3 separate regions of the Homo sapiens genome follow, and all the other regions are linked to region 1. Evidence: chromatin loops called from intact Hi-C (ENCODE). Cell type or tissue: endothelial cell of umbilical vein. All regions are shown on one strand. Each heading gives the region's core, and the rest is flanking DNA. Links, peaks and the distances in the headings are about the cores only. Region 1 overlaps MTHFD1L (methylenetetrahydrofolate dehydrogenase (NADP+ dependent) 1 like). Region 2 overlaps MTHFD1L (methylenetetrahydrofolate dehydrogenase (NADP+ dependent) 1 like). Region 3 overlaps MTHFD1L (methylenetetrahydrofolate dehydrogenase (NADP+ dependent) 1 like).

Evidence for each region. Hi-C counts contacts between places; a loop is a spot of excess contacts. Peaks named below come from ENCODE experiments on the same cell type or tissue, not always from the same donor. Only the 100,000 strongest peaks of a DNase experiment are listed, where the experiment ranks them.
Region 2: a loop joins it to region 1, with 10 times the contacts of the local background. A loop is called at or near these places in 1 of 110 quality-filtered maps.
Region 3: a loop joins it to region 1, with 16 times the contacts of the local background. A loop is called at or near these places in 1 of 110 quality-filtered maps.

The regions. Positions count from the first base shown.
Region 1 is chr6:150,977,844-150,984,661 of GRCh38, reverse strand. All of the region lies in intron 20 of MTHFD1L (methylenetetrahydrofolate dehydrogenase (NADP+ dependent) 1 like), which reads right to left. Among named protein-coding and RNA genes, the nearest start is that of MTHFD1L, 120 kb to the right of the region's middle. In endothelial cell of umbilical vein, for the core only: no CTCF peak of the experiment used is centred there; a DNase peak (open chromatin) is centred at 3,351; H3K27ac peaks cover 2,654 bases.
Region 2 is chr6:151,057,591-151,064,408 of GRCh38, reverse strand. All of the region lies in intron 26 of MTHFD1L (methylenetetrahydrofolate dehydrogenase (NADP+ dependent) 1 like), which reads right to left. Among named protein-coding and RNA genes, the nearest start is that of MIR12131, 42 kb to the left of the region's middle. RefSeq lists a cis regulatory region at 2,811 and enhancers at 2,727-2,896, 3,144-4,343. In endothelial cell of umbilical vein, for the core only: no CTCF peak of the experiment used is centred there; DNase peaks (open chromatin) are centred at 4,098 and 4,648; H3K27ac peaks cover 5,000 bases.
Region 3 is chr6:151,033,174-151,039,991 of GRCh38, reverse strand. It overlaps MTHFD1L (methylenetetrahydrofolate dehydrogenase (NADP+ dependent) 1 like), which reads right to left. Exons shown (of 28, transcript NM_015440.5): 25 at 5,392-5,499; 26 at 2,875-3,027. Among named protein-coding and RNA genes, the nearest start is that of MIR12131, 66 kb to the left of the region's middle. RefSeq lists an enhancer at 2,738-3,937. In endothelial cell of umbilical vein, for the core only: no CTCF peak of the experiment used is centred there; DNase peaks (open chromatin) are centred at 2,431 and 3,331; H3K27ac peaks cover 4,413 bases.

The sequences.
Region 1 (6,818 bases), core at 762-5,761:
TCAAAAACGTGAACATCATCATATACAAAATTTGGGACGGTAGGTACTTTTTTACTTTTACTTTATTTATCTTCCTTTTTTTTTTTTTTTCCCTTGTTTTTGGTTCCTGTGTTTAGGATGGTAGGTACTTCTAAGCACTGACTTCTAACAGCTTACTATTCCCAGTGCACCGTGTAGAAAGACAGAAACCAGGCTTCTCATTAAAAGTCTTCAGTTACTTTATCTGAATAAAGGGGGGAAAAAGGCTTTCTAGCTACTTAATTCTCATTTGTTTTGCATGTTTCTTCTGAAAAATCAATTCTAAAAAATTGCTAACATCATATACTCCTTTTTCTGCTGAGCCAGGTCATAAAAATCTTTCAATTTCTATTATCCTGACAGGCGAAGGTTCCTCTCTCCTTATGTCATAAACATCTTTCCATTACTTTCATATTTAATGAACATACTAGCCATACAAACAGGACCTACCTGCCTCTAATCCAGTAAGTACATTGAAGGTATTCCAGGTAAAGACATTTTATTTAAAGAATTTTATAAAAATATTAAAGTCAATAGACAATGTAGAATTTGACCATAAAATTAAATCCTTTTGGATGGGCGCAGTGGTTCATGCCTGTAATCCCAGCATTTTGGGAGGCTGAGGCAGGCGATCACTTGAGCTCAGGAGTTTAAGACCAGCCTGGGCAACGTAGTGAGACCTCATCTCCAGAAAAAAATTGAACAATTGGCTGGGTGTAGTGGATTGTGCCTGCAGTCTCAGCTACTCAGGAGGCAGAGGTGGGAGGATCGCTCGAGCCCAGGAGGTAGAGGTTGCAGTGAGCTGTTAGCCTGGGGGATAGAACGAGACTCTGTCTCAAAAAATTAAAAACAAAACAAAACAAAACGAAAAGAAGAAAATTAAACCCTTTCTTTTGTTTTCAAAGTTCCAAGGAAACTTCTTTTATGACAACTGCTTGGAATTGAACGTAACAGTTCCTAGGATTGACTTAGGAAGTAGGAAGACAAGAGAGACTTTCTTTTTCCTGGGGACTGCACAGCCATGTCAGGTGAAGCTCAGAAGGAGCAGGTAAAGAAGAGATGATGGTTTTGGAAGAACAGCTGGCCCCATCTGCACTCGCCTTGGATGCTGCAGAGCCTGGGACAAAGGGGACAGCACTCTCGGCTGCCTTAGATCTATGGAGGCCAGCTGGCCCTTTTCATAGGGCTGGGCTAACAACCACTGATGCACATATCACCAGGGCAGAAAAGTCTCACAAACTGTAAGAGTTAAGGAAAAAAGACACCATTACACAAACAAATTCTAAGATGATTAAAGGCCTCAATGCAAGAGACAACAGTTATAAGGCAATACAAATGATTATCTTTATAACCTCCAAAAGCAGAAATCATAAAGAAAAGGGTGGACAAGAAAAGGTACAACAAGCATATTTAAAAGATAAGCCATACAGGGGAGAAGATATTTGTAACTCATAATGGCAAAGTATTCGTATTCGGAATCTATAAAGGATTTCCATTAATTAGTAAGAAAAAGGTAAATAGCACAATACAAAATAGACAATTCACAAATGCCCAGAAACAGCCATAAAGATGCTAAATCTCACAACTATAATGAACTACCATCAGATTAGCAAGAGCTAAAAAAATCTAACAATAGAAGCGTTCAGCCGGTCATAGTGGCTCATGCCTGTAATCCCAGTACTTTGGGAGGCCAAGGTGGGTGGATCACCTGAGGTCAGGAGTTTGAAACCAACCTGGTCAACTTGGCGAAACCCCATCTCTACTAAAAATACAAAACTTAGCCACGTGTGATGGTGTGCACCTGTAAGCCCAGCTACTTGGGAGGCTGAGGCAGGAGAATTGCTTGAACCTGGGAGGTGGAGGTTGCAATGAGCTGAGATCATGCCACTGCACGCCAGCCTGGGCAACAGAGAGAGACTCTGTCTCAAGAAAAAAAAAAAAAAGAAGTGTCAGGACAAACGTGGAGAGGTCAGAAATCTCACACACACAATTGGTAGTGATATAAATTGGTATTACGTTGCAGAACAATTTGGCTTTATCTATTAAGTTGTTGCTAAGCGTACTTTTAACCCCCCAAATCTCACTCCTGTATATAGTCCCTAGAAGACCTTTTAGACTAAATCTCAGAGACATGGACAAGAATGTCCCCCGTAGCATTATTTGTAACAGCAGAACACTGGAAGCAATCTGAAAGCCCCTTGACAAATAATGCACAAATGCACGTGCTACATGCACGCACAGAAGGCTAAACTGCAGGCAAAATGAGGCTTTTTGGATCACAGTGACATAGAGAAATGCAAAACTGTTATGTTGCACAAAAATATCAAGTTATAGAGCAGGGGTTGGCCAGTATGGCTAGCAGGACAAATCCAGGTGCCTCTGGGTTTTGTATATGGTCTACATCTTTTTTTTTTTACATGTTAAATTATTAAGTTTTTAAAAATTATTTATCCTTTTAAAAAGTGTTCTCTTTCTTTCTTTTCTTTCTTTCTCTTTTAAAAAGTATTATCTCTCTCTCTCCCCCTCTCCCTCTCTCTCTCTCTTTCTTTCAAGACAGGGTTTCACCATGTTGTCCATAGTAGCTTACCAAGTAGCTAGGTGTGATCATAGCTTGCTGCAGCCTTAAACTTTTGGACTCAAGTGATCTTCCCACCTCAGCCTCCCGAGTAGCTGGAACTACAGGCATGTGCCACCAAACCTGGCTAATTAAAAATTTTTTTTATAGAGATGGGATCTTGCTATGTTGCCCAGTCTGGTCTTGAACCCCTGGGCTCAAGCAATCCTCCCACCTTGGCCTCCAAAAGCAGTGGAATTACAGGCATGAGCCACTGTGCCTGGCCACCTTTTAAAATGTTGCCAACAATATCAGAAGAGTATTATTACACGTGAAAATTATATGAAATTCAAATGTTAGGAACCAATAATAACATCTGTTGGAACACAGCCAGACTCATTCCTAAACATGGACTAGTTTATGAATTCATGCTTTACCTATGGCTGCTTTCTAAATTGAGTACTTGGGACAGAGACTCTGTGACCCAAACTATTTATGATCTTGCCATTTACAGAAAAAGTGCAGTGACCTCATTAGAGAACAATGCAGTCAGTTAATATCTATTAATATATAAAATTTGAAAACACATAAAAAATACCAAGAAAAGCCGCACATCTGTGATTCTAATGTGCAATGAGGTGCCGTGAGGCATTGCAGCAAACTCAGAGGCACCGTGGGGTATTTTAAATTTTTGACGGAAACGCGGTAATACAGGACATCCGTTGGACACTGCAAATACTACTCATGTGAGGTTTTTCACTGCTTCAACAATAGTGCTCTACATCCCTTTCCATGACATCATATATTTGCAAAGCAAAGTTTTTGGCAGGTACCGCAGCAAAATGCAAAAATCGTGTGAAAATCAACGTGGAACAGGAAATGAGGTGCGGGTGTCAACTGGTTACAAAGGGTCAGAAGTTGTCTGGTGCCTGACAAGGACACACATCTCATTCATAACATATGGTGGTAATTTAAAAATGAAATGATGTTATTTTTTCCTTCGAATTCATATGTATTTTTTTTTCAGGTGGCCACTTAGTTGTAAGGACATAAATACTCATTAAGTTGTTTGGACCTATTTAATAAATGGACATGTTAGGTATTTCTCTTGCCCGGGCGGTACCATGAAAAAAATTGCTGGGCCATTAATGGTCACGAGCAGAGAAAGTCTGAGAACCTCCGCTACAGATCTCTAGTGTACATATATGTGTGTGGTCAAAGTAGAAACACACACCCGGAAACGATAATCACTCAAATCAGGAGAGAAGCAGAAAAAAGAACGGGATCAGGAGGGTCCACGGGAACTTCAACTGTGTCTCTAATATCTGATTTCTTCTCTTCTCTCTTTTCTTTTCTTTCTTTCTTTTTTTTTTTTTTTTAGAGACAGGGTCTCACTCTGTTGCCCAGGAGAATTAAACTGCTGGGCATAATTGATCCTCCTGCCTCAGACTCCCAAGTAGCTAGGACTATAGGCATGCGCCACCATGCCCAGCTAAACGTATCTCTTTAAAAAAACAAAAAAACTAAAGGACACACAGCGACATGTTAAGATTTTGATGAAACAGAGTGGTGGGAACATGGGTGTTTGTAACATTACTTTGCATACTTTCCTGTTTAGTGTATATGAAGAACATTTTGCTTTTTCATTTGTTTTCAAAGGACAGAGGAGCAGCTTGAAAGAGGGCTACTTTACACAAAAGCGTGGAAAGAGAAAGGGGAGGTAGGACAAGGGCCGAACAGACAGCGAGGGGACGAATGAGCTTCGGCACCAAGCCACACAGGAGAAATGAGAGCTCTGGAGATGACACAAAACAACCCTCCCTTAGAGTTAAGCCTTCCTGAAGACAGGGGCTGAAAAACACGACCTGTGATTAGCAGTTTCCTGAGTTCGCACATGACCTTCAGCCAGAGTCTCTAATAAGCCAGCACTTCTCAACCTTGATTTAATTATGAATAAATTTACTAAAGACAAAAAACCTGGAAGCATCATAATAACAAAAGTGGAGCCCAGGCTGAGATCAGTGTTTTTAAATAATGTAAACAGGGCAAGGTCTGGGAGAATTACAGCTTAGAGCTGCAGGATCACTTGACGTCAGATTTTTTTTTTTTTTTAAAGGTGGATGAAATCATGAGAATGTTTAGTTTGGTCTGGTTTTCTTCTACCAAAATGATGGAATATTTAGAATTTCAGGGCAATAAAAGTGGAAAGAGAGAACAAGCCACTAGCTGGGTATAGCCACCAGCAGAGTCCTCTGAAGGCCAAGAAGACTGATTATAAAACTGTCCCCTAGGCTGGGTGCAGTGGTGCACAGCTATAATCTCTACACTTTGGGAGGCAGGGGTGAGTGGATCGCCTGAGGTCAGGAATTTGAGACTAGCCTGGCTAACATGGAGAAACTCCATCTCTACTAAAAATACAAAACTAGCCGGGCATGGTGGTGCGTGCCTGTAATCCCAGCTACTTGGGAGGCTAAGGCAGTAGAATCGCTTGAACCCGGGAGGCGGAGGTTGCAGTGAGCCAAGATCGTGCCACTGAACTCAAGCCTAGGAGACAGAGTGAGACTCCGTCTCAAAAAAGGAAAATAAAAAAATTAAAAAACTGTCCCCCAAAAATACAGGTTGAGAGGTAGAGCAAGGAAACAGTGGGACTCGATAAGGTCATCTTCAATCAGTAACCTACTTGGGAGGAAGAAATGTTAAAGTAGAACACAGAAAAGAAAAAAAGGACCAAAAAGGACCACCACTGTTGGCGCACATTACGATATATTGGTACAATATAGTTATATTGGTACTTCCTGTAACTGTGACCATCTGCTGTAGACAGCTCACCCAAAATTCTTCTTATTTTTTTGAGACAGAGTTTTGCTCTTGTTGCCCAGGCTGGAGTGCGATGGCACAATCTCAGCTCACTGCAGCCTCTGCCTCCCAGGTTCAAGCGATTCTCCTGCCTCACCCTCCCAAGTAGCTGGGATTACAGGGCCCACAACCACGCTCGGCTAATTTTGTATTTTCAGCAGAGACAGGGTTTCACCATGTTGGTCAGGCTAGTCTCGAACTCCTGACCTCAAGTGATCCACCCACCTCGGCCTCCCAAAGTGCTAGGATTACAGGAGTGAGCCACTGCGCCCAGCTAAAATTATTTTTTAATGGGAGAGGGTGGCAACCAGGTAAAGAGCATTGAGAAAAACACTGAGCACAATAGCCGCCTGATCACCCACAAGCTTTGGCGAGGAGGAGCCCTCAGGTCACGTCCTCTGTCACTTACTCTCTGATTGATCGTGGACATGTATCATCATCTTGCTAAGCTTCTGTTACATCATCTGTAAGATGAGGATAGTAACACTGATCCCACAGACGGTTTTAAGGATTGAGTGAGAAGGTATATGATAGTCTCAGCACCGGTCTAATGCTCAGGAATGGCTCAGAAACGGGGGCGTTTTTAATGAAAATATTAACAAGGCTTTGTTTCCCAATCCCATTCAATTTGTCTTGGAACTGCTAAGTCGATTCATTCTGATTTCTAAATCCTAATCCTGAAATGTCTGAGGCAAAGATCACCCTGTGTTTTAATTGGGCACTTGTCTCATATTTCTCCTCTGCTGCATGAGTGTTTATGCTCATGTACCCAGGAAGCACCTGGGGAACACAGCCAGGTCTGTGTGATTCTCTACAGAGAGCAAGCAGCAGAGTTGCAATCAATTAGGTAGCTTCTTGACAAGCACCTCTGGATAAGGATAATAAATGCCAAATGTGTATGGGACATCGAAAGCTACCGTCAAAAGTAGAGCTAGGCTTTGAGATATGCACCAACAGTTCTTTCTCTCTCTTATGTCATGGTCCCCTGTGAGAATCCAAGAATTGTGTAATTTTCTCCAGGTTAAAAAAAAAAGGTGGCCAGGTGCGGCAGCTCACACCTGTAATCCTAGCACTTTGGGAGGCCGAGGCGGGTGGAACACCTGAGGTCAGTTCGAGACCAGCCTGGCTAACATGGTGAAACCAGGTCTCTACTGAAAATACAAAAATTAGCCGAGTGTGGTGGCATGCGCCTGTAATCCAAGCTACTCAAGAGGCTGAGGTAGGAGAATCGCTTGAACCTGGGAGGTGGAGGTCACCGTGAGCTGAGGTCACGCCACTGCACTCCAGCCTGGAAGACAGAGTGGGACTCCATCTCAAAAAAAAAAAAAAAAGGTGTATATATATATGTCTCCATATGCACGAACCTATATTTAATTATGGGACAGAGTTG
Region 2 (6,818 bases), core at 1,144-6,143, 79 kb before region 1:
CCGGGGGGGCGGAGGTTGCAATGAGCCAAGATCACACCACTGTACTCCAGCCTGGGCGACAGAGTGACTCCATCTCAAATAATAATAATAATAATAATTTAACACTTCAAGAATATTTATCAGGACTTAAAAATGGCATAAAAGCAAAACATTTCAGATTTATGACATACGTAGTACTTTTTTTGGAAGCAAGCTCTATAAGTGAAATCAGAGATTATAAAGAGACAACTCTTCAAATTGACTTTTTGCCAAGTATTGGCCGATTTTCATTTAAAGTTCATTGATTCTCCAGAACTTTAAAATAGCATATTTTAAAAGACAATTTGATTTTACATTTTGAGAAGCTCTCAATCTGTGAGTTCATCCAGGAGTGGCCTGGTCCCAGTAGAAAGATTCATGACAAAGATACACTGAATGTCCTTTAAAATTCTAAGTAGCATGTGCTGAAAATAAGCACTTCCAGAAATGCTCATAACTTCCTGCAGCAACTATAATATTATACTCTGCTTTATTCAAATCTGAAAAAAAAAAACCCAAAACACAAATTCATGTCTTTGATTTTAAAGGTATATTTTCAAATATTTCATTAACTTCCAACATGAGGCCAGTTACTTCTTCCTATCCCATTCTTGACATTTGGATGTTTAATTATTTAATTCTTACATTCCCTTAACAGTCTAAAATACATTTGCATAAGTTTGCAACAGTATCAGATGGAAGGCTTCATGAATTTGTCAATATTATTTTTGGCTAGCTCAATGGAAAAGAAACATGCTATGCTAGGCTAATAGCATAAAATTTTGAACAGGGAAATAAGCAAACCGCCCTTACATCTGCATAAGACACATTTGTTGGTAAAGTTGAAAAGAAAGATGGGCGTTTAACTAGATTACTCATCATACAAAATATTCAGCCTTTTCCCTGTGCTATGCTGCACAATGTCAATTAATCATGTTTGAAAGCTGAAAGAACAAAGACCATTTAGATGACAAACGAGGCAATAAATGAAGCTGAGATAGGAATAAAGATTCAAGAGGGAAAAGTTTTGTTTCTTTTAATATATATAGAGAGAGAGACTACACAAATGACCTGTAACTTGTTTTAAAATTTACAGTCTACCATTAAGTTTTACTTGACACCTACTTGATGATATCCTCCAAGACAACTTAGAATATTGCAATATTATTATGGGTAGGATGTGTGACTGTAGAAAAAACAGCCAGCAAACATGTAAATGTATCCAATCTAGTCCTAAAAAGGCTGGAGTGAGCATCAAGGAAAGTCAGTTCTTTAGGCATCCAAATTAACACCAAAGACCAAAGCCAAATCACATGTGCTGAGCGAAGTGGATCTCTTTTCTTTAATTTTTTTTTTTATTGTACTTTAAGTTCTAGGGTACATGCGCACAAGGTGCAGGTTTGTTACATATGTATACATGTGCCATGTTGGTGTGCTGCACCCATTAACTCGACATTTACATTAGGTATATCTCCTAATGCTATCCCTCCCCCCTCCTCCCACCCCACAACAGGGTGAAGTGGATATCTTAAAGAGCAACAGCTGTATATATATATATATATGGCTGTCTTGTATCCTTCTATCCAAGTTAAAGGCCATCCAAGAATGAAATCCAAAACTGGAGAAATGTGTAGCAGCAACTTCATTTTACAGTTTGCAGGTTTCACTTTATCTTTTACCAGAGCTTCAAGCAAATAATAAACTTGTTTTGAGTTTGATTTATTTTCATTTCCCATATCCAAAGGGTTACTCTGCCTACTCCTGCCCCCAACACAGTCCTAATATATAAGATGTGTTCTTCATCTATCTCTTTCTTGGCTCTAGAATATAAGTAACTTGAGGGCAAAGACTTTGTCCCATTTATCTTTTTATTCCTAGTGGCAAACAGAGTGCCTGTTAACATAAAAATCTGTTAAACAGACACAAGAGCAAAGAGGAGCAAAAGGTCTTTTTTTTTGAGATGGAGTCTCTGTTCTCCAGGCTGGAGTGCAGTGGCGCGATCTTGGCTCACTGCAAGCTCTGCCCCCCGGATTCACGCCATTCTCCTACCTCAGCCTCCCGAGTAGCTGGGACTACAGGTGCACGCCACCAAGCCTGGCTAATTTTTTTTGTATTTTTAGTAGAGACGGGGTTTCATCGTATTAGCTAGAATGGTCTCGATCTCCTGACCTCGTGATCCGCTCGCCTCGGCCTTCCAAAGTGCTGGGATTACAGGCGTGAGCCACCGCACCCGGCCTTGGAGAGAAAGGTCTTAATGATTCACTGTTCTTTGTAAATCAAGGTGGACTGAACATGAACAGTTGACTTAGAGGCTGCTTAGAAATTCCTTCCAGGTAGAGGCCTTGATGTGATCAGCTCTCCTTTTGAGGGTCTGAGGACCAGGATCTTTGGGAAATAAGTTGTATTAACCAAACTTACAAGGGCCTGATTTATAACCTAAATGCCATTTTGTTCTTTTATGAACAATGCCTGACTTTGTCATTTTGTGAGGCAGTCTGGTATGATGGAAGGAGTAACAGACTTGAAATAGAAAAATGTGCAACCAAGCCACATCGCTGGGGACTCAGTTTTCTCATTTTTATAATGTGAAGAACTAGATGGTCTCTATGGTGGTTTAAAGGAATACAGGGTTAGACTTTCTCTCTAGAAGACCTGGTTTTAATGACCCTTTGAGGGGCTAATGACTCCAGAAACTTTCATTGATAGCACAGATGTCTCCAGTGAACCTCAGACTCAATACGGAACTGTGCAGTGGACATCTTCACTGTAAATTACAACAAATGCTTCAGATCCAACATGTTAGTAACCAAATCCACTACTGTGTAGGAAAGAAATAATGTAGCAGGCCTGAGTCTGAGAACTTGGATTGTGGGAGGGTTTCAACTATCCTCTAACTGACAAGAGGGGCTCACTGTGCCTAAATTTCACAAACAAAATGGTCTATGCTGAACATTTGCTTTTGTTCTGAGAGACTGAAATTTGGTACGTGACCATTACCCAATAAAAACCTTGGGGACTGAGTCTCTAATGAGCCTCTTCTGCAGACAATATTTCAGGTGTCGTCATAGTTCAATGCTGGAGGAACTAAGTGTATCTTGTGTGACTCTATGGGGAGAGTACTCTGGAAGCTTGCGCCTGAGCTCCCCTGGACTTGACCCCACGTGCTGTTTCCTTTTGCTAATTTTGCTTTGTATCCTTGTGCTGTAATAAATCATGGTCTTAGGGGCTCCCAACACAACTATCTTCCGCCTAAAATTGTTTCTAGGTTCTTTATTGCTTATCTAAACAAATGACAACCCCAGTCATTAAGCGAACAAGTCAGAAATCTGAGAGCCATTTCTGCATTCCCTCTTCCCCGCTCCTGTTCATTGAGTTTAGTTCATTCTAGTTCGGTAATTGCTCTCATTCCCATCCCCTGCCTACACCTCAGGTTAGGCCCTGGGTATTTCTTGCCTACTACTTTCTAAATAGGTCTTCATGACTAATTTCTCCGTTTTCCACTCCACCTTCCAGACTGCTGCCTGAGTGATCTCTCTGAAACATGAATGTAATTATGATATTGCTGTACTTAAAATCCCCAGGTCCTGACTCCTAAGCTTGACGCTCAAGGCCTCACAAGACCTGGGTCTTGCTTTCCTGCCCAGTGTCACAGCTCATTCCAAATCTCCTGTTTCCTCCCCATGCAGTGGCCATGGTAAAGGCTTACAGCAATGTTCTCTCCTGCCTTCATGCTGCGGACTTGCTGCCTCCTTGTCCCTCGACCCCTGGTGAGTCTGTTCTCGTCCTTCATGATCCGGCTTAGGTAACCCCATTCCTGGCCTGACTTCCCTATCCCTGCCAGCCCCCCATGGCATCTGCTCCCTGGCTCCTGGAGCAGGGGGCTCCCTCTGTCCCAGACGTCAGCTCTTTCAGCTGTCTCTATATTTAACTTGTGTGCCTCTCTAGCCTGTGAACTCTGCAAGTGCAAGGTCCAGGCCTATGTTGTTGTTGTTTGTTCTTCTAATGGCCTAGTACCCAGCACTCCTCAATAAATATTAAATGAGTGAATCAGAAATGAGGCATTTGCGTGGTTGCACAGTGATGCATCCATTAAGCTAGAATGGCCTAATGAATCATCTCCGTTCATCTGAGGATTGTGTACCAAAAGGGAGAAGGTTAGTCACTTACAAGGAGAGAACTCTAGCACCTGGACTCTCCTGGTAAGAACAATAAAATCTCATTCTTCAGGGCTCCCTTTTCTGAATTCCACATGGTCCTATACCTTCTGGCGTCCCTATTCCAGCCCAAGGCAATGCAATTATTTACTATGTAAACGTTAACTGAGTTGTTTATGGCAGGGTTGCTTCCCACAAATGCAGTGCTGTTCATCTTAGAGATGTCCTCTTGCTGACCTTGGCCTGCACTGCCCTTCCCTTAAATCCCAATATCCTTGCTCAAGTCTCTCTTGTACCCGCCCTACATTAGAGGAAGGGCTTGAGTCTGGAACCAGGCAAAGCCAAAACCCACTGAAAGCATCAACTCGCTCGTAAATAAAGCGGGCGACTCCCTAGTGCATGGTGTAAGACACCGAGTTAGAGCCTTCCCTTACCATCCCGTAACTGAGCAGCACAGACCCACCGTGCAGAGAGCACAGCCACCCTCCAGACTGTGGGTAGGAAATGCAGCATCATTTCCACTTTCGAAACTGCTCTGGGAAACGCCAGTCTCCGGGCAGCTTGATTAGCAAGAATACTTCATATCACAAAGAGTGTTAGGAACAAAACTTATTTAACAAAATGGTAAGAGCAGAGCCTCAATACTGTGGGAAGGACCTGATGGCTTTTAGAGCATTTTACTCCTTTGGTAGTTCTCATTTCTCACCAAAAAAGAACATTTTCAAATTTTATATTCTGATTTTATAAAAACAACAATCATGGCCAGGTGCGGTGGCTCGTATCTGTAATCCCAGCACTTTGGGAGGCTGAGGTGAGCGGATCACCTGAGGTCAGGAGTTCGAGAGCAGCCTGGCCAACATGGCAAAACCCCAACTCTACTAATACAAAAATTAGCTGTGCGTGGTGGCGCAGGCAGGAAAATCGCTTGAACCCAGGAGGCGAAGGTTGCAGTGAGCCGAGATCATGCCACTGCATCCCAGCCTGGGGAAAAGAGTGAGACTGCATCTAAAACAACCACCACAACCACCACCACCACCACCACCACCACCAGTTTAGAACTGTAGCAGCCTGGAGCTAAAAGGCCCTGGAGAACATCATCCCACCTCAGGGGGAAGGGAGCCACTCTGTGGCCAGGGCAGGACTTTGGGCCCAGAGAGCCCGACTCCTTCAGCGCGCTTACCACTGCTCCAGCCTGCCCCTCACTGAGGCACTGCCTCAACTTTGATTAAAAAACCAACACATTTCCTTTAGAAGCTCTGTGGGCCAGGTGCGGTGGCTCACGCCTGTACTCCCAGCACTTTGGAAGCTGACACGGGGTGATCACCTGAGGTCAGGAGTTCAAGACCAGCCTGGCCAATATGGTGAAACCCCGTCTCTATTAAAAATACAAAAAAAATTAGCCTGGCGTGGCGGCACATGCCTGTAATACTGATGAGATGCTATTAAATAAGTTAAAACAGTAAAAAACAACCCTTTGGTCCATACCACAGGGGTCCCTGACTGATGTGCACGTGTCCACAAGACTCACATGGCCAGGCCAGGCCAAGCCACTCAGGCAGGGGCAGGAGTCCTTGAAAAGGAGGGTGGCGTGGGCCCTCCTGAGCCATGGCTGTCCCTTGTCACAGAGGCAAATTACACAGACTCCCATAAATAACAGTCTTCACCATACAGCTCCACCTCGGGGGTTAAATGGGTTTCTGTAGGCTAATTGCCGTCTCTCATACTGAAAATCTGCAAATGTATATGGAATTAATTCTGGCTGGCTGTCAGCCAGTAGGTCATCCTTCAAAGCAAGCAAAACACATTTCTGTACAGTGTACCCACAGCTTTCTGAAAGATCAGAAATGCAGCCTTTGCCAGGACAAATGCCAAAAACGGATGTGACAGAGCCCGAGCATCAGTGCTCCCACGCCACCTCCTCCACTCAGAGCCCCGGCACGGCCCCAGCTGGCCCTGACCCACCCAGAGGGTCTTGCTGTACTAGATACTCCTCTTTCTTATCTCTCTGTTGAGAAGCTATTTATATTTCATTAGAATGTCAGTGCAATAAACCAGCTTAAGCTCTTGCTAGGTATGGAAATGAGCAAGAGAAAAGGCAAAGCTTAAGCCCTCCATGGATAAGCCACAGGTTCTCTGAATAGCAGTAAAAATAAGGCCTCCAGCTGGGCATGGTGGCTTATGCCTGAAATCCTAGCACTTTGGGAGGTGGTGGCAGGCAGATAATGTGCGGTCAGGAGTTTGAGACCAGTCTGGCCAATATGGTGAAACTGTCTCTTCTAAAAATACAAAAATTAGCTGGGCATGGTGGCACGCGCCTGTAATCCCAGCTACTTGGGAGGCTGAGGCAGGAAAATCACTTGAGCCTGGGAGGCGGAGGTTGCAGTGAGCCGAGATGGCACCACTGCACTCCAGCCTGGGCCACAGAGCCAGACTCCGTCTCAAACAAACAAACAAAAGGTCATGCATACGGCTCTCCTCGAAGGTAAGACTGTTCTGTGGAATGTTTTGAGAAAGAAAAGGTAGAAATACTATCTTATCGTATATGTGTGTGTGTGAGTATTTTTGACAGGGGGAGTCTAGGTCTCATGGGTCTTTTTGTTTTTTTAAGACAGGGTCTCACTCTGTTGCCCAGGCTGGAGTGCAGTG
Region 3 (6,818 bases), core at 882-5,881, 55 kb before region 1:
GCCATCACTGAGGCCATTCTATGTATGCATGTATGCATGTATGCATGTATGTATGTATGTATGTATGTATGTATTTAGAGATGAAGTCTTGCTCTGTCACCCAGGCTGAAGTGCAATGGCGCAATCTTGGCTTACTGCAACTTCTGCCTCCCGGGTTCAAGCGATTCTCCTGCCTCAGCCTCCTGAGCAGCTGGGATTATAGGTGCCCACCACCCCGCCCGGCAAATTTTTGTATTTTTAGTAGTGATGGGGTTTCACCATTTTGGCCAGGCAGGTCTCGAACTCCTGACCTTGTGATCCGCCCGCCTCGGCCTCCCAAAGTGCTGGGATTACAGGCGTGAGCCACCGCACCCGGCTGACTGAGGCCATTCTAACGAATATAAAGCAAGCTCTTCAGCACCCATTTTTGTTAACTGAGGTATAATTAAATTATACACAGGCCTGGCACAGTGGCATGAGCCTGTAGTCACAGCTACTTGGGAAGCTGAGGTGGGAGGATTGCTTGAGCCCAGGAGTTTGAGTCCAGCCTGGGCAACACACGTGAATAGGTCTATGAGTCTGGAAGAATGTATATAGCCATGGAATCACTACCACGTCAAAACATAGGGTATTTGCATTATCCCAAAAAGTTCCCTCCTGCCCCTCTGCAGTCAAACGCTTCCCCTCCCCCAACTCCTGGCAACCACTGATCTGAACTGTAGACCTGAAAATGTCATTCAGAACCCATTTCATCCAGGCCCTTCTCCCTGTGCCAACACTGCTACGAGCGGTGTCTGTGGGATTTTTCTGGACGTTCTCTGCCATGCCGCTGCTCCTTCCTTCCCGCCTCCTGGAAGGCACCCCTGCTAGGAGTCGGCTGCATTAACGTGGGTGTTTCAGGGGTGTCTTCCTTCACTGTCTTCTCACTGATTTCCAGCTATCCCTGTGTCTCTTGTTTAACGACTGCCTTCACCCATATCCTTAAACCCACCAGGGTGACCTTCCTGCCTCTTTCTTTGAAGCACTGTGTCTGTATTTCCAGTGGAGACACAGACTATTCCTTAGATCCTATTAACCCTCTGAGCTCTCTCTGTTCAAGCCAGGCTCATTTCTGGCTCTGCCAATCTGCCTTCTCCCGTGTCCTTTCCATGACCGATGGCATCACTAGCCAGAGTCACCAAGCTAGAACGGTCCCTTCCCCCGGCCCCCACGGTAGGAGGATACTTTTAGAGTATGTCTGCAATTCACCCCCACTCTCTGTATCTACTTCTGTGGCCAAAGTGCGGACCTTGATTGCCTCTGGCCCGAGCTGAATTAACCCACCTCTCTGGGCCTGGTTCTCTTTTCACTAAACATTCTCCATATTGCTGCCAGAGCTATTTTTCTAAAATACACATCAGACCACATTCTTCTCCTCCTTATTTAAAACCAAAAAAACAAAAAACCAAGAAACAAACAAACAAAAAACCCACCCTACCGTGGCTCCCCAGTGTGTAGAGATCAGATTCAAGTTCCATGAGATGGTCTTCAAGATCCTTGGCCATGTGACCCTGTCCTGCTATCCCAATCCCATTCCCATTCCCATCCCCAGCCACCCCCCCTCATCCAACTCCAGCCACATCGGATCACCCCAGGAGAGGATGTCATGTATTAGTACTTTGGTGCCTTTGAGTCAAAACTCACTGTTTTGCCAGTTCAGAGGCTGAGCTCTTTTTGAAGAATCCCCTCTTCTTCCACATCCTGGGTAAGTTCTACCCCAGGCATAATGAGCTGTTATCCCCCTGGGCTCTGAGGGCATTCAGAATACCAACACAGTGCTCTCCAGATACCTCTGTGCTATTCAAACCCATGCGTCTCACACCTGCTCATCCTAAAATCTCTGTGCCTCACATGCAGGAAGAATTCAAAAAATGCTGATTGAAAAAACATTGTGTCCAATATTAGATGAAGTATGTAAATATCAAGGCAAGAATCTGCACTTTTTATCTATCTATTGCTTGTTTGCACAATAAAGCAACATGGTTTATTATAAAAAATTATGATAATGTATGCTGTTTAAGCTCAGATCACTTTGCACTAATGATGACGATAATGATGGGTTAGAATATTTTTTTCTTTGCTTGCCATGGGATCTGCTAGGTTGTAAGAATTCTTTTTTGTTCTAAACCAAATTTAGGAGCACTCCCAAAGACAAGAAGTCAAATTTAGGCCACTGACGGTACCAACGGAAGGCTATCACTGTGTAGCTGTACCAAATGAAGCCCATCTTCATGGATTTTAAGCACTTTGATAAGCTTTTATTTATCTGCCCATCTCCTTTACCCCCATAGATAACACAAAATAACAGAATAATCATCCAATAGCAACATGATCCCATCACAACAACATCAAAAATGAGAACTCCTATGATTCAGTAATTTCCTAAGCCAGAGCTTCCCACCTGACGTGCTGGGGAAGTGAGAGAGGGTGAGGACTGCTTTCCCCAGCCCTTGGGGTGACTGGGCAGATCCTGTCTGGTGTGAGCAGTCAACCCCACCGTGATGACATCATTTTGGGTGCTATGTGTGATAAAGGTTGACAACCACTGTCTTAAGCCATTCTACCATTTAAATAACAGACTGAATTCTCCCAAGTTATGTTCTTACTCACCTTAGGAAGGAAATTAGTATTATGACTCTAAGGACCCTGAACACATGATCTAAAAAAAGAAAAATCCAAACCACAATGGCAAAAGTAGGTGAGACACAGTGTTTAGAAAAATAGCGAATACTGTACTATTAATTACTCCCAATTTTCCCTAATCCATGATTTTTAAAGAGCGGGCGGAGCATAACGATTTGAGGCACCACAGCAATGCAGAATGGGGAGGGTTTTTGGAAAATGTGACTCACTCACCGTTCCGACCAAAGGGTAAATGAACCCAGCGCCTATGCTGGCCCGGACGTCACTGATAGGTAAGATGAAGTCCCTTGGCACACCTTTTTTGTCAGGTTGGTGAGATAGAGAAAGGTGGGTCTTTGCCATGCAGATGGGCAAATTTCCAAAACCCTGTGAGAAAGGAAAGAAAATGTGTTCACTGATACAGATGTTAGTCTCCTGTGCTTTTCAATTTGCACTTTATACAGTCTCGGCAGCAATGGTATGCCGGCTCAGATCGAGGCACACGCAGGAGCTGCTTGTTACTACTTGTTCACTGAAGAAGCAAGAAGGTGAGGATAAAAACTCATCTCCATGTGATGACTGTTTAGCAGGTCAAGGGTGACTATTGTTTATTTTGGAGGCTCTCTTTAAGAGAAGGCAGTGTTATGTGCATGTTTGGGGAAAGCATGGCTATTTTCAGGCAAAGCAGCAGCTGTAGAAACCACTTTCCAAGACTATTAATATCCGGGACCCAGCAAGGTAGTCTGGAGAAAGGCTCTGCGACGAGGCTCTTACTCATGTTGTTCACTCATTCTGGAGTCAGTCAGGAAGCAAAGGGTTCCTTTGTGTTGGTTTATGAATCATGGCTATTTGATCTGCAATTACATTATAAGAACTAAGATGAGGTCACTATTTAAGCTTCTTGTTTTTAAGGACCAAAGTCTATGTCTGACCCAGAGTTCCAAAGGTGAAAGAGCAGGAAGTCACATGTGGTGTCTCACAAAAAGCACAGTGTCCTCAAAGCCTGGTTCTGATTAAATGGCACACAGTGTTCCTTTAGAGGCTTTGCTAATTCATTGCAACCACATACTTGACACTAACTTTAAAAAAAAAATAAAAATAGAGATGGAGGTTTTGCTATGTTGCCCAGAGTGGTCTCAAACTCCTGGCTTCAACTGATCCTCTGCCTTGACCCCACAAAGTGCTGGGATTACAGGTGTGAGCACCGTGCCCGGTTGACATCACTTTTAAGGAATATTTCCTTGATAGAGATAAAGGGAATGAAATCTTTAGTTAAATTTTCATAAGACTTAGCCTAAAACTATTTGGAAGATCTTAGAGTCTTATCAACTCAGGGAGGACTTGGACTTGGGGCCATTTTCTTTTTGAAATCTCCACTCTTCTATACCGATAAGAATTTTGCTGAGTGACAATCACAACTGTCTTTCAGAAATGGTGCCAGAATTTTAAATTTCAGACATGGTTAAATATTGAAGTAATTTCTATGAACTAATACAGGTTTGCTAATGTAAAAATTTTGTCAGTAGGCATATTAAAAAGAAAAAAACCAACCAATATGCCATATACTCTCACCAGATTACTTCATAAAAGAAATACCATTTTAACACTGAAAGGAGAAAAGACTTAATATTAGAATAAATGATAGTCTTAAATATCATTATTAAAAACTCACGGAAAAAAAAACAAACCAACCTTATGAGAATGACCTTATTTTACTTGGTTCATTGCACATGAATGAAAATTTCACCACAATGCCTGTGCACAGAGCAGTGCTTGGGAATCCTTTTTGTAAAGGATAAGCCAAGAACATACAGGGAAAATTCTAAGAATTTAGAACTTCCTGAGTTGCTGACTATTTTACCAAACCTAGGAGAACAAATACCCTGGCTGGCAACGGCAGCATTTAACAAAATTTCAAATGGGTTTACAAAAAAGAATAAGGAGTTGGAGATTTTTTTTAAAGAAAAGGTCAACGCTACCCATCATGAAGTTCTTTAGCCAGCAGGCTCTTAAAGTGTTCTGACTGCTATCTATCCGACTACACCAAAGTAGGAGGGACACTCGAGGCATACGGTCCTTTTGGTGAAGGTGGCTGAGCCTCCTGTAGTGGAGTTGATTGATCATGACTGTCACTGGACTAGATGGTGATGCATGCTGTCAGATCACAGCCACCTTCCCAGCTGTTTGCCTACTTGCCTTTGTCAGTGGCTAGAGGTAGAAGATGATGGAGCCTTCAATCTCAGCGGACAAGCTCAGTAAAAAGCCAGTGAACCGCTTGCATAAGAAGAACAGCAAACATTCCCATCTTTATAGGCTGCACTCCTATCTGCCTACCCTGGCACCACGCTAGCATTTTTAAGGTAGTAAGTAAGAGGCCTGTAAGGAAGAGGAAGCATTGCAATTCATCTAAATCTGACTCCGCAGCTCTACTCCAAAGGATAGCTTCAACATTCAGGGCTGAGTGGGAGGGATGAAAGATCACACATCACCTAAAAACAGGGATACCACCCATATCAGACACATTTATAGTCACAGAAGTAAATGATGCATGGATCAGAGGATATATGCCTCACCATAAAGTTCTAAATATAGTCTACACTCTACCCGAGGATATTACCTTCATCTTTGTTAACCATACAATAGATTAAGCAAAGGTTAGCTGGTGCGATATGTACAAATCCTCAAGTCAAGCTGAGTATTCTGAGAGCCTAAGGTGAATTTTTTCTTTTCCCCTAAAAGTAGAACTTTTACCTGTTGAGTGTAACGATCTATTTTGGCTTGTGCCTCAGGAGAGAGTTCAATATCTTTGGCTCCATAGACAGCCTGAGCAATGGTCCTTATCTTGTCCACAATTGGAACCTGGAGAAACACAAATTATAACAAAATTGTATAAGTTTAATCTGGTTAAAGATTTTTTAAAAACTTTAGTGAGATGTTCTGTAATTGCTTAAAATTCCCTTATCAGAGTACCCCCTCAGCAACTGCAGGATTCCTAGCAAACCCTCTTTTTTCCTTTTAGCACCCTAAAGCACTGAAATTTTCAGTGTCAGAAATAGATCAGATGTCAACTAGCAAATAAGTCTTAGGTGTTCAGGCAATTTAGAGGCTTCTTATCTAGTTGTAACCATTTTTATCCATTGTAGCATTAAAAAAATATAGTTTACTATAATTTCTTTTTTTTTTTTAAGACAGTATCACTCTGTCGTGCAGTGGCACAATCTCAGCCCACTGCAGCCTCAACCTCCCAGGCTCAAGTGATCCTCCCATCTCAGCCTCCTGAGTAGCTGCGACTACAGGGGTGCACCATGACTCCAAGCTAATTTTTTTTCTGCATTTTTTGTAGAGACTGGGTTTCACCACGTTGCCCAGGTTGGTCTTGAACTCCTGGGCTCAAGCAAACTGTCCACCTCGGCCTCCCAAAGTACTGGGATTACAGGCATGAGCCATCACGCCTGGCCTGTTTACTATAATTTTCAAATAATCATATATGTCAGGACAGGAGTCTCCCAACGAAATTGTGAGTGCTGGTTTTTAAGTGGGTCTGAATACGGGTTCATAGTATTAAAAACAAGTATTTTTTCATGAGCAGTAATGGATTGAGATTTTAACATAAATGCTGATGTGATCAAACACTATATTGGAAAATCAGAGGTTGAACCTACTGTCACTTAAGCAAATTATGAGAAGTCATGTGGCATGGAAGAAATGTGAGAAGACTAGATACAGGCAAATAAGTGTGTTGGAGGAGAAGATTTCCATAATGTTAGATTGAAAACCAGGACACAGACTATTGATAGCATACGGCAAGGGATCTTCAGAAACAAGAATGATTCATTAGGAAAATAATATTCCACAGATAAAGTAATTCTAAATTTAAGAAACACATTTGGCAAAATTATCTACAATCCTCCTGTGGGTAAAGATGCATATGTGGCCAGGTGCAGTGGCTCACACCTGTAATCCCAGCACTTTGGGAGGCTGAGGTGGGTGGATCACTTGAGGTCAGGTGTTCAAGATCAGCGTGGCCAACATGGTGAAACCCCGTCTCTGCTAAAAGTACAAAAATCAGCTGGGTGTGGCAGCGCACTTCTGTAATCCCAGCTACTCAGGAGGCTGAGGCAGGAGAATCGCTTGACCCTGGGAGGCAGAGGTTGCAGTGAGCCAAGATCGCGCCACTG